2 separate regions of the Homo sapiens genome follow, and region 2 is linked to region 1. Evidence: chromatin contacts called from ENCODE POLR2A ChIA-PET data. All regions are on one chromosome and are shown on one strand. Each heading gives the region's core, a stretch centred on a gene start or an enhancer-like site at or near the end of the contact. The rest is flanking DNA. Distances are from core to core; before and after follow the strand shown.

Evidence for each region. ChIA-PET counts read pairs that join two places held with the same protein, here RNA polymerase II (POLR2A).
Region 2: POLR2A ChIA-PET joins it to region 1 with 35 read pairs in PC-9. The contact joins the promoter of LINC02818 here to the promoter of FAM163A in region 1. POLR2A ChIA-PET finds 5 or more read pairs at or near these places in 2 of 52 experiments (PC-9 and activated CD4-positive, alpha-beta T cell).

What each region holds. Positions count from the first base shown.
Region 1 is chr1:179,740,892-179,746,061 of GRCh38, forward strand. FAM163A (family with sequence similarity 163 member A) reads left to right here and starts at 2,400. Exons shown (of 5, transcript NM_173509.3): 1 at 2,400-2,532. LOC128071543 (a long non-coding RNA gene) reads left to right here. Exons shown (of 2, transcript NR_138090.2): 2 at 1,464-1,806. RefSeq lists an enhancer at 3,697-4,389.
Region 2 is chr1:179,833,626-179,838,795 of GRCh38, forward strand. LINC02818 (long intergenic non-protein coding RNA 2818) reads right to left here and starts at 2,963. Exons shown (of 3, transcript XR_001738312.3): 1 at 2,174-2,963.

The sequences.
Region 1 (5,170 bases), core at 1,150-3,649:
ACTGGGTGAAGGGTACTTGCAATCTCTCTGTATTATTTCTTACAATTGCCTACAAATCTACAATTATCTCAAAATGAAAGTTCTAATTTAAAAAGCGACTCTTGATCAAAAGATACCATTAAATGAGTAGAAGATACTTGCAGTCTCTAACTGACCAAGGCATGGTAGCAGCTAGACTTTATAAACAGCTTTTATGAATCAATAAGAAAAAGTCAGCTCAAAAAAATGGGCAAACATTTGAACAGGCACTCAGAAAACAGAAAACTCAAGTAGCCTATAAACATATGTAGAAGTGCCCAATTTCATTGGTAATTAGGGATATGAAACGAAGATCACAGTGAGACACCATTACATCTCCGCCAGACTGGCAAAACATAAGAAGTCTAATAATATTATATTTTGGCAAGGATGCGGAGCAATGGCAATTACCGTACATCTCTGATGGGAGTCTAAATTTTGTGGCCACTTTGGAAAACAATTTGGCATGATCTAATAAAACTAAATATATGCATACCCTATAGTCCAGTAATTTCACCCCAAGGTATACATCCTAAAGATTGCACTTGCATACCAGGAGATATACACAAAAATGTCATTAGCAATAGCACTTGTAATAGCCCCAATGGGAAAAACCCAAATATCTAAAGTGCCAGAATGGACAAAGAAATTGTGATATGTCCATACAAGGGAATATTAAGTAGCAATGAAAATGAATGAACTACAACTACATGCCACAAAAGTAGATGACTCTTACAACCAAATGGAAGAAGAGGCCAGGCACACACAAAAATATGCATGCAATATTATTCAATTTATAGAAAGTTCAAAACCAAGCAAAACTAAACTGTAGTGGTTAGGGATACATTACAAATTGGTAGAAACTATAAAGATACGTAAGGAAGTAATTACCATAAAGTCAGGATAGTTGCTTTAGGGGGAAGGGAAGGACTTGTGGAAGGGAATTGGTGGAGCAGGGGAACCTCTGGGGTGGTAGCAATGACCTGGGTGGTGTTTGGTTTATGATTCATTAGGCTATGAAGGTACGTTGTTTTCACTTTTCTGTGTTACAGTTTATAACAAAATCACACGTCCTCTTCATATTTCATTGTTTTGCCTTTGAGATGAGGAAGAATGTAGGCACGAGCCTTAACTGTGCTGAGAAAAGACGGCACATGAAAATCTGAGCTCAAAATGTAAAACCTGTGAGTAGAGTTAGAGTAAAAAGTGGAGTGTGCTGCAACAACAGTAGACTTGCTGGAATGATGAGGTGGTGGCTTGCCTTGGGATTTTTGTTTTTTAACAGTGTATTAGGAATAATAAGGTTGCTCCAGGTGCTAAATTTCTTACTCCCCTTCTTTAGAAGTTGGACCTAGGCTGAGGGTCCACAGTTTTTAAATGTTTTGGAGTTTTCTGTTTTTGTTTTTCAAATGGATTCCCTGATCACCTTTGCCTTGAATCCCCAGAACTAACCTGCCTAAGAAGAGAGGAAAACTGTTGATGTAGTGGGAACGCTCCCTCCTCGAGCATTAACCGGGTTGACCCCACCCCTCTGTCCTCGCTGTCTTCAGTCCAATCAAGATCGGAAAGCAGGATCAAGAGAAAGATGATCAGACCGGAACAGGTAAACGTTCCATATAGAGATGCTTCGGAAGTGCGGAGAAGTGACAGCTTATCCCCTCTCAGGCCGTCATGTTCTCTCAGCAGACCCTCTGAATTACTGATGTCAGAACTTATTGGCTGGGCTACAGCACATAAGCAACTCCTAGAGTTTTAAGACATTAAAAGAAGGTGATTTCAGACAAGAAATCTAGCGCACCATTCAGGTTTCTCCTCGTGTCGAGGCATTGCTTCTCTCCCTTCCTGCCTCTTCCTGCCAGACTTCACCGTCACAGCTCTAATCACACCCTGACTGATCTGATCCCGCCCTGCCACGAGGCCCGGGTACCCCTCAGCGGCGGGGACATCCAGGTGTCCCTGGATTTCCAGGGCACAGTGCGGGCCGGAAATAGGAACACAGAGGAGCCCTTCGGGAGGCTCTCGAGGCAGTCTCTTTCCAGTGGATAGCGACACACCCTGGTCCCTAAGATTCTCATGCTCTCCGAATTTTCCGTCCTGGACCCGATCTGTAGGGCGCAAAGTCCCCTGTACTGAGGCGTTCCCAGGGCGCCCGCCTCCCGCGTTTACATTTCTTAGGCAAAAAGGCAGCGGAGCTAAGCAGGGGTGTTTGGAAGGCGCCCGTTGCGCTGTTTGACTGCGTGGCTTCACTTGGCCCGCGTGCATCAGCCTCTCTGGCGGGGGATTCTCCCCGGACTCCGGCCAGCGCCAATCAGGTCGCGCGGTACCTGCCCCCAGCCCTGGCCACCTGGAGGGGCGATGAGGCTCCACGCCCGGAGCAGGGCAGTCCTCGGAGCGCCGGGGAGGCCGCGGAGCCTCACGTGTGCCGCCCCAGCCGCTGGCGCCCGGAAGGACGCGCTGCGACCCCGTGGGAGCCGAACGCGGGAGTCGCTGCCCGAGCGGAGCTGCTCAGCCGCGGTAACGGGTCGGGGCCTCATCGTGCAGGGGAGCGAGCGGAGGGGCGGGGCGGGGCGCGGGCGGGCTGAGGAGCCGCCGGGCTCGGGCTCCGCGCGGGGATGTGTCTGGCCACCGCGTACTTTCGAGGGCGCCTCAACACCCGGGTAAGCGCGCCCCGGCTGCCTCCCTCTGCCCACCGCGCCGCCTTCAGCGTAGCAGTTCCCCACTGGGTCTGGGTCTGCGCCCTGGCTCTCCCTCTCCGCGCCAGGGGCCTCTCGCTCCGAGGGGCGCGGCGACTCGGGGGCATCTCCGGCCTCGTGGCCAGACCGCGGGTGGCGGTGCTCGCGCCTCGGGGCCGGACTTGCCGGGTCCCTGCCCCCGGGCCGTGCCGAAGGCGCTCTACTCAGCGTGTCTGCAGCGACCCGCTTCTCTGCGCTTTCAGCCGGGCCGGACCTCACGCGGACGCCGCTGCTGCTGCTGCGCCTCGCGCCCGCCGCCACCCGGGGAGCATGAGGCCGGGGCAGGGGACCCGGGTAGGGTGGGGGCCGACCGGCGGGGTCTGCTGGGCCAATGCGCCGCCGTCGGTCAGTGAGTCCGGATTCGTGCCGGCAACTGTGGGCAGCCTTGAGACCGGGGCTCGGTTTGCTGGTGATTTTTCCGAAGTTTTACAAAATAAAGAGGGCGAAGTGCCTTCGCGGCGCGGCGTGGGCATGCAGGCGGCAGGGCCTGTGGGAGCCGGCGTCTCGGCCAGCGAGTCTGGGGCCAGGACAGCGGGGGTAGGACGGAGAAGCCGGACGTGCCCGTGGGGCCGCGGTGTCCTTGCTCCCGAGGCCCCAGAGCGGGCGACCGCACTCCGATTCCAGAGGGCCCTGCGCGCTCAAGGCGCCGGCCACACGGAAGCCTCCGCCCCGCGGCCCAGAGGGGGGCCTGGCCAAGCAGAGAGCAGAGCGGGCAAGCAGAAGGCAGTGTGGGGACGAGGCCCGCATTGGGCTGCTGGGACCCCGCCACCCGGCCTGGCCTGGGTGGGGCGGGTAGAGGCCGAGAGCCGCGCGCCGGGGCCCTGGGTGGGTGGCATCCTGGTTCTCTGCGGCTCCGAAGGCCGCGAGGGAAGTCAGGGGTGCAGATCTGTTCCCTCGGTCAGCGCCCTTTGGCCGACACACACCAGCCGTGTTTTCCTGTCACACTGGGGGTTCCTTTCCTCTGAGTGGAACTGTGGGGCCCTGGAAGTTTGCTAGTCCTGGCAAGTTTGACGTGACGGGGACGCAGTCATCCAACCTGCAGGCGGAGGCCCGCAGGCACTTTCTCCTGTCATTTCGCCCACCTGGGCCCTCCCCCAGGGCGCCCAGGGGGCCCCATCCTGAGATTCCGAGGGGGCCGCAGCGTGGCTGGCAGGACCGACGTCTGCGCAGTTGCGTCTGTGTCCTGCTTGGTCCTCTAGCAGCTGAGCCAGACACATGTTTTATGTCGTGTGGGAGACAAACAATAACTGCGGGCTTCAATCCCGCATGTTCGCTTTGCCTAAGATTCGCTGGAGTCTGTGTCCTGAGGGGAAAGGCAGCTTTCCTTCTGCCCTAATGAAATACTTGCATGTAACAGACGTTCAGACCCTGAAAGAGGTGGACCCCGGGGAAGGAACAGTAAAGGTACATGCTCTGAAAACAGATTTTCTTAGCCTTCTCTAGGGAGGTTTCAGTTCCCATGCCTAAGAGAATCTAAACCAGCAGGTACAGACAGGGTCATGCTGGCGTCCAGAGGGGAAGTAATGTGTGGCTCTCGGAGGGTCCTGCTGGGGCATCAGGCAGATCGGCAGCGGCCCTGCCAGGGCTAGAGATCTGCATTCAGTGACCTCATCAGGCATACTGTTCTGGAAAGGCAAGGTGAGATGGGCTCGTGCAGATGAGAGCAGGTCCCCCTGTTTGGCCCAAGAATCTCTGTTTTTTCTCTAGCTTGCCGTCTGTAACTGGAAATGACCCCGGCTTAGTTCAGGGAGTGCTTCAGCCTGAGTGCAAACATCAGCTGGTAACAGGGGAGCCTGGCCCCAGCACAGTCCAGTCCTCACCCAGAGGCCCACGCTGGGATTTTCCTGATCTGCAAACTTTACAAGGCTGAGGTGGATGAGAGGAGAAGTTGGGAATCTTCTGGGTGGCCACTTAACAAAAAAGTCATTTGACTCTGGTAGGGCCATTCCAGGGTCTGTCCATTGTGAAAAGTGCCCTGGGGTTTAGAATCTGGCCTGGTGATTATTAACATTAATGAAAGTTGCTAACATTTATTAAGTACCTGCTATGTGCCAGACACAAGGTTTTGCAAAATTACTATTATTTCCCCATTTTTCGTGTGATGAAACTGAGTTTGGGGGTAGGGTAAACGATTTGCCAAGATCATAAAGCTAGTTAATGGCAGAGCAGAGCTTGAAGCCCAGGTCTCTTTGGTTCCAAAGTCACTACTCCTTCCTCGGGGCCACTTTCTTCCAATTAAGAACAGACACACATGTGGTAGCTGGAAATCCAGAATTGTCGTGAATAAAGACTCTTACTTGTAGATCCAAGAGATATTTATAACCCCATTAGACTCTAGACTTCAGAAAGTGCTGGCCTGGTAAACAGCCAGCACTTCCTTCTCTCTGTCACTCAAGGGTTTAACTCCTACACAAAGGACT
Region 2 (5,170 bases), core at 1,713-4,212, 93 kb after region 1:
ACATCCTCCCAAACTATATATTCTTAGTCCTATTTCCCATAGATAAAAGAGGGAGGATCCTATTCAAAGGTTACAAACCTTGGGGTGGAAGGAAATATTCACCCAAACCATACGAGGGGCTTTTTTCTCCGTATGTCATTAGGATAGCTGATGTTCAACTCAGTTGTTGGCACATGTGGGTATTCGGTAAATATTTGCAAATTGAATGTGTAGCCTCATACCCAAGATTACAGAAAGCAAAAAAGTCGGGAGACAAAAGGATTACAGAATTAGGAATACTTGGAGAAGAACTAAGGACCACCAGTGGCTTTGGTATGAGGGTGTTTATATTCTCATTCTAGGAATAAATATTTTCACAGATCTTCTATTATTCAACATCATTTGTAAGATAATCCAGTAGAGAGGGGTTTCCTTTCACAGAAAACCATGGCAGTTAGGAAGCAACTCAGGCACTGTTTATCTCCGCGAGGGTCCTCAGTGAATTGAGTCGTTCCAAAGATGAATAAAGATTCCTTGTTTCCAGAAAATGGAAGGAAATCTCACAGTGCTGGAGGGAATAGGGGAAGCAGAGATAATCCATTCTCATCTTTCATATTTGACTATGAAAAAGAATTGGTATTTTAAACAAACTTAGAACTTCACCAGATGTGGGTTTTTAGATTTGAGACACAACACTTTCTAGCTGCTTCCAGCCATAGTAAAATCATAAAAACAAAGCTACCCAGAACAGAGTTTGCTTGCTTCTTGGATATGCAGACTTAATGTCATGAAGATGCCAATTTCCCACCAGATCACTAGAAAAATTAATGCAATCCTATGAAAAATATTTACTTTTTAGACAAGGTGATTTTAAAGTTCATTTGAAAGAATAAGTAATAATGCTAGAAAAATTCAGAAAAAAAAAATGAGCCACCACCAGATATTAAAGCCACAATAATTAAAACTGTGTGGTACTTATGCCTAATCAGCCAGGTCAATGGATCAGCATAGAACATTCAGAAAATAAGCACAAATACATATGAGAATCCAGTATGTGACAAAGTGGCATTTCAAATCAGTGAGGAAAAGATGGATTCTCAATCAACTATGTTTGAACAGTTATAGCAATTCAAATGAAGCATGTCATTGATTTGTTAAATTTGAATATTCACTTTCAAATATATAAATGCAGTCTATAATGTAACTTGAAGTGGAAATCACCTTGTGTGCATTAAAAATCTACCATTCAATTTAATAAACAGTTATTACTGCAAGAATAAAATGCTGCAATAATTTATGATCAAGAAAGTTTATGTACAAAAATTATTATGAACCTGAAAATAAGGAAATAAATTGGCAGTCATTAACATTGAGATATATTTAGAAAAATATTAGATTATTTTTCAAACAAACACCACATATTAAAATGTAAATAATACAAAGCAGACAAAAAATTAGACATAATTATCATCTTCATATGATTATTTAGGGTACTTTTAACAGAATAGTCTTTAAAAACTGTATTTAACTTTGTTTAGGCTATGAGTCTTAAAAAAAAAAAAAAAGTCCTATTAGGAATTCTTCACATTTTGTAAAGATGTATTAAAAATGTCAACTTTGTCCAGATGCAGAGCCCCAGGCCTGTAATCCCAGTACTTTGGGAGGCTGAGACGGGCAGATCACAAGGTCAGGAGATCGAGATCATCCTGGCTAACACAGTGAAACCCCGTCTCTACTAAAAATACAAAAAATTAGCCAGGCATGGTGGCATGCGTCTGTAGTCCCAGCTACTCGGGAGGCTGAGGTGGCAGAATCGCTTGAACCTGGGAGGCGGAAGTTGCAGTGAGCTGAGATGGTGCCACTGCACTCTAGTTGGGCAACAGAGCGAGACTCTGTCTCAAAAAAAAAAAAAAAAAAAAAAAAAAAAATTAGGCTCAGGGCTGTGCTCCTGTAGTTCCAGCTATTCAGGAGGCTGAGGCAGGAGGATCACTTGAGCCCACGAATTTGAGTCCAGCCTGAGCAACATAGAGCTCATCTCTAAAAAAAAAATTATGAAACTGACTTGTAGCATACTTTATATAAGACATTCAAACAAGATGTTTTTTTAAAGGCTGTGTGAAAACTAATCACTGAATATTTGCAGATAACAATACCAATATTGCAGGGCTTCTAACAAGCAATTTGTATACATAACCTGGTGAGCCTCACGTGGAGAACTCGTAGCTCCAAGCCGCCAGCAGCCTGTCTGACTTCAAATGCAGGGTCCAGTAGGCCTGCGACTTCAGCCCTGCTCACCACTTGGGAGTTTTTATTCTGTTTCTGATCCTCAAAGATGCATCTTGTTTTTGAGCCTAGCTCTGTCTTCTAAAATTTTCCTTGAAATATTTTACCTATTATTGTTATGTGTTTGGAGTTTCAGAGATGTGCCAACTCCAGGTGAAAGCTTCAAACGGCATCTCATGTAATATTGTGTCTGCAATTGGAGGGTTCTCGGTCTCACCGACTTCAAGAATGAAGACGCGGACCCTCGCGGTGAGCGTTACAGTTCTTAAAGGCAGCGCGTCCGGAGTTTGTTCCTTCTGATGTTCGCATGTGTTCGGAGTTTCTTCCTTCTGGTGGGTTCGTGGTCTCGCTGGCTTAGGAGTGAAGCTGCAGACCTTCGCAGTGAGTGTTACAGCTCTTAAGGCAGCGCGTCTGGAGTTGTTCCTTCCTCCCCGTGGGTTCATGGTCTTGCTGGCTTCAGGAGTGAAGCTGCAGACCTTTGCAGTGAGTGTTACAGCTCATAAAGGCAGTGTGGACCTAAAGAGTGAGCAGCAGCAAGATTTATTGCAAAGAGCGAAAGAACAAAGCTTCCACAGTGTGGAAGGGGACCCGAACGGGTTGCCACTGGTGGCTCGGGAAGCCTGCTTTTCTCTTATCTGGCCCCACCTACATCCTGCTGATTGGTCCATTTTACAGAGAGCCCAGCGGTCTGTTTTGACAGGGGGCTGATTGGTGCATTTACAATCCCTGAGCTAGACAAAAAGGTTCTCCACGTCCCCACTGGAGTAGCTAGATACAGAGTGTGGATTGGTGCATTCACAAACCCTGAGCTAGACACAGGGTGCCGATTGGTGTGTTTACAAACCTTGAGCTAGATACAGAGTGCTGATTGGTGTATTTACAATCCCCTAGCTTGACATAAAGGTTCTCCAAGTCCCCCACCAGAGTCAGGAGCCCAACTGGCTTCACCCAGTAGAGCCCCCACCGGGGCCGCAGGTGGAGCCGCCTGCCAGTCCCACGCCGTGCGCCCGCACTCCTCAGCCCTTGCGTGGTTGATGGGACTGGGCGCCGTGGAGCAGAGGGCAGCACTCGTTGGGGAGGCTCAGGCAGCACAGGAGCCCACGGAGTGGGGGAGGCTCAGGCAGCACAGGAGCCCACGGAGTGGGGGAGGCTCAGGCATGGCAGGCTGAAGGTCCCAAGCCCTGCCCCACGGGGAGGGAGCTAAGGCCTGGCAAGAAATCGAGTGCAGCGCCAGTGGGCCGGCACTGCTGGGGGACCCAGTACACCGTCCGCAGCCGCTGGCCCGGGTGCTAAGCCCCTCATTGCCTGGGGCCGGCAGGGCCGCCCGGCTGCTCCGAGTGCGGGGCCCGCCAAGCCCACGCCCACCCGGAACTCCAGCTGGCCAGCAACTGTCGCGCACAGCCCCAGTTCCCGCTCGCGCCTCTCCCTCCACACCTCCCTGCAAGCTGAGGGAGCCAGCTCTGGCCTCCGCCAGCCCAGAAAGGGGCTCCCACAGTGCAGTGGTGGGCTGAAGGGCTCCTCAAGTGCCACCAAAGTGGGAGCCCAGGCAGACGAGGCGCCGAGAGCGAGCGAGGGCTGCGAGGGCTGCCAGCACGCTGTCACCTCTCAGTATGATAATAAAAGATGTTACTGAATTAATGGTTTATCTTAAACATTGATTTGTATACTTAAGAATTAGTGATCCTAGAAAGTGTCAGATATAGGTCAAAAAGACAAAGTGTCTTTTTTTTTTTCCTGAGACGGAGTCTTGCTTTGTTGCCCAGGCTGGGGTTCAGTGGCGCCATCTCGGCTCACTGCAACCTCCATCTCCTGGGTTGAAGCAATTCTCCTGCCTCAGCCTCCAGAGTAGCTGGGATTACAGGCACCCACCACCACGGCTGGCTTTTTGTATTTTCAGTAGAGGCAGGGGTTTCACCATGTTGGCCAGGCTGGTCTTGAACTCCTGACCTCATGCTCAGCCCACATCAGCCTCCCAAAGTGCTGGGATTACAGGCATGAGCCACTGCGCCTGGCCTTTTTTTTAAGACAGGGTCTCACTCGGTCACCCAGGCTGGAGTGCAGTGGTGCAATCATGGCTCACTGCAGCCTCCACCTCCCCAGGGTCAGGTGATCCTCCCACCTCAGCCTTCTGAGTAGCTGGGACTTACAGGCATGTGCCACCACATTCAGCGAATTTTTGCATTTGTTTTAGAGACAGGGATTTACCATGCTGGCCAGGCTGGTGTCAAACTCCTGGGCTCAAAGGATCCACAAACCTCAGCCTCCCAAAGTGCTGGGATTACTGGCGTGAGCCACCACGCCTGGCTAGTGTCTCATTTTTAGTGTGTGTATGGGGGCCTTCTGTGAGCCCTAAAGTCATGTGGGCAGATTCCACAGTAATGAGTGCCCTAAACATATACATAATACGATCTGCCTACTCATTTCCTTTTCTTAAAGTAGATAATACCTTGGACCAATAGCTAAGATCTTTTCTGTTTAGCTTGATGGAGCTGCTTCTGCACCAAACATTCTATGACTCGAATTGCAACTTCAGACTTAAAATCATTTTTATTGTATCCTGTTTAAAATGACAATTCCTACAGCAACTAAATAATTCATAGCCACTCACTCCCTTATTAATCAGTATTGAGGCCTGTTCTAGTGTACGGTAGAACACTAGTATGTAATATCCTCTAGTGGTGAGTTTATGCATTAAGAAAATCTCGTTGCTGCTAATCTACTGTTGACGTTTGTGGAATGAGTATTAGGAAATTCTGTGTTCTTTGCCTTCAGGCTCATCTTATCGCTTGACTTTAGCTCTTTTCAGTGAAAGCTCATATGTTAAGATATGGTAACTCCCAAAGTTCCTATTTTTCTAAACTGCAAAAACAAGTCTTTCAGATTTTCAAAATTCAATTCAGATTTGTTA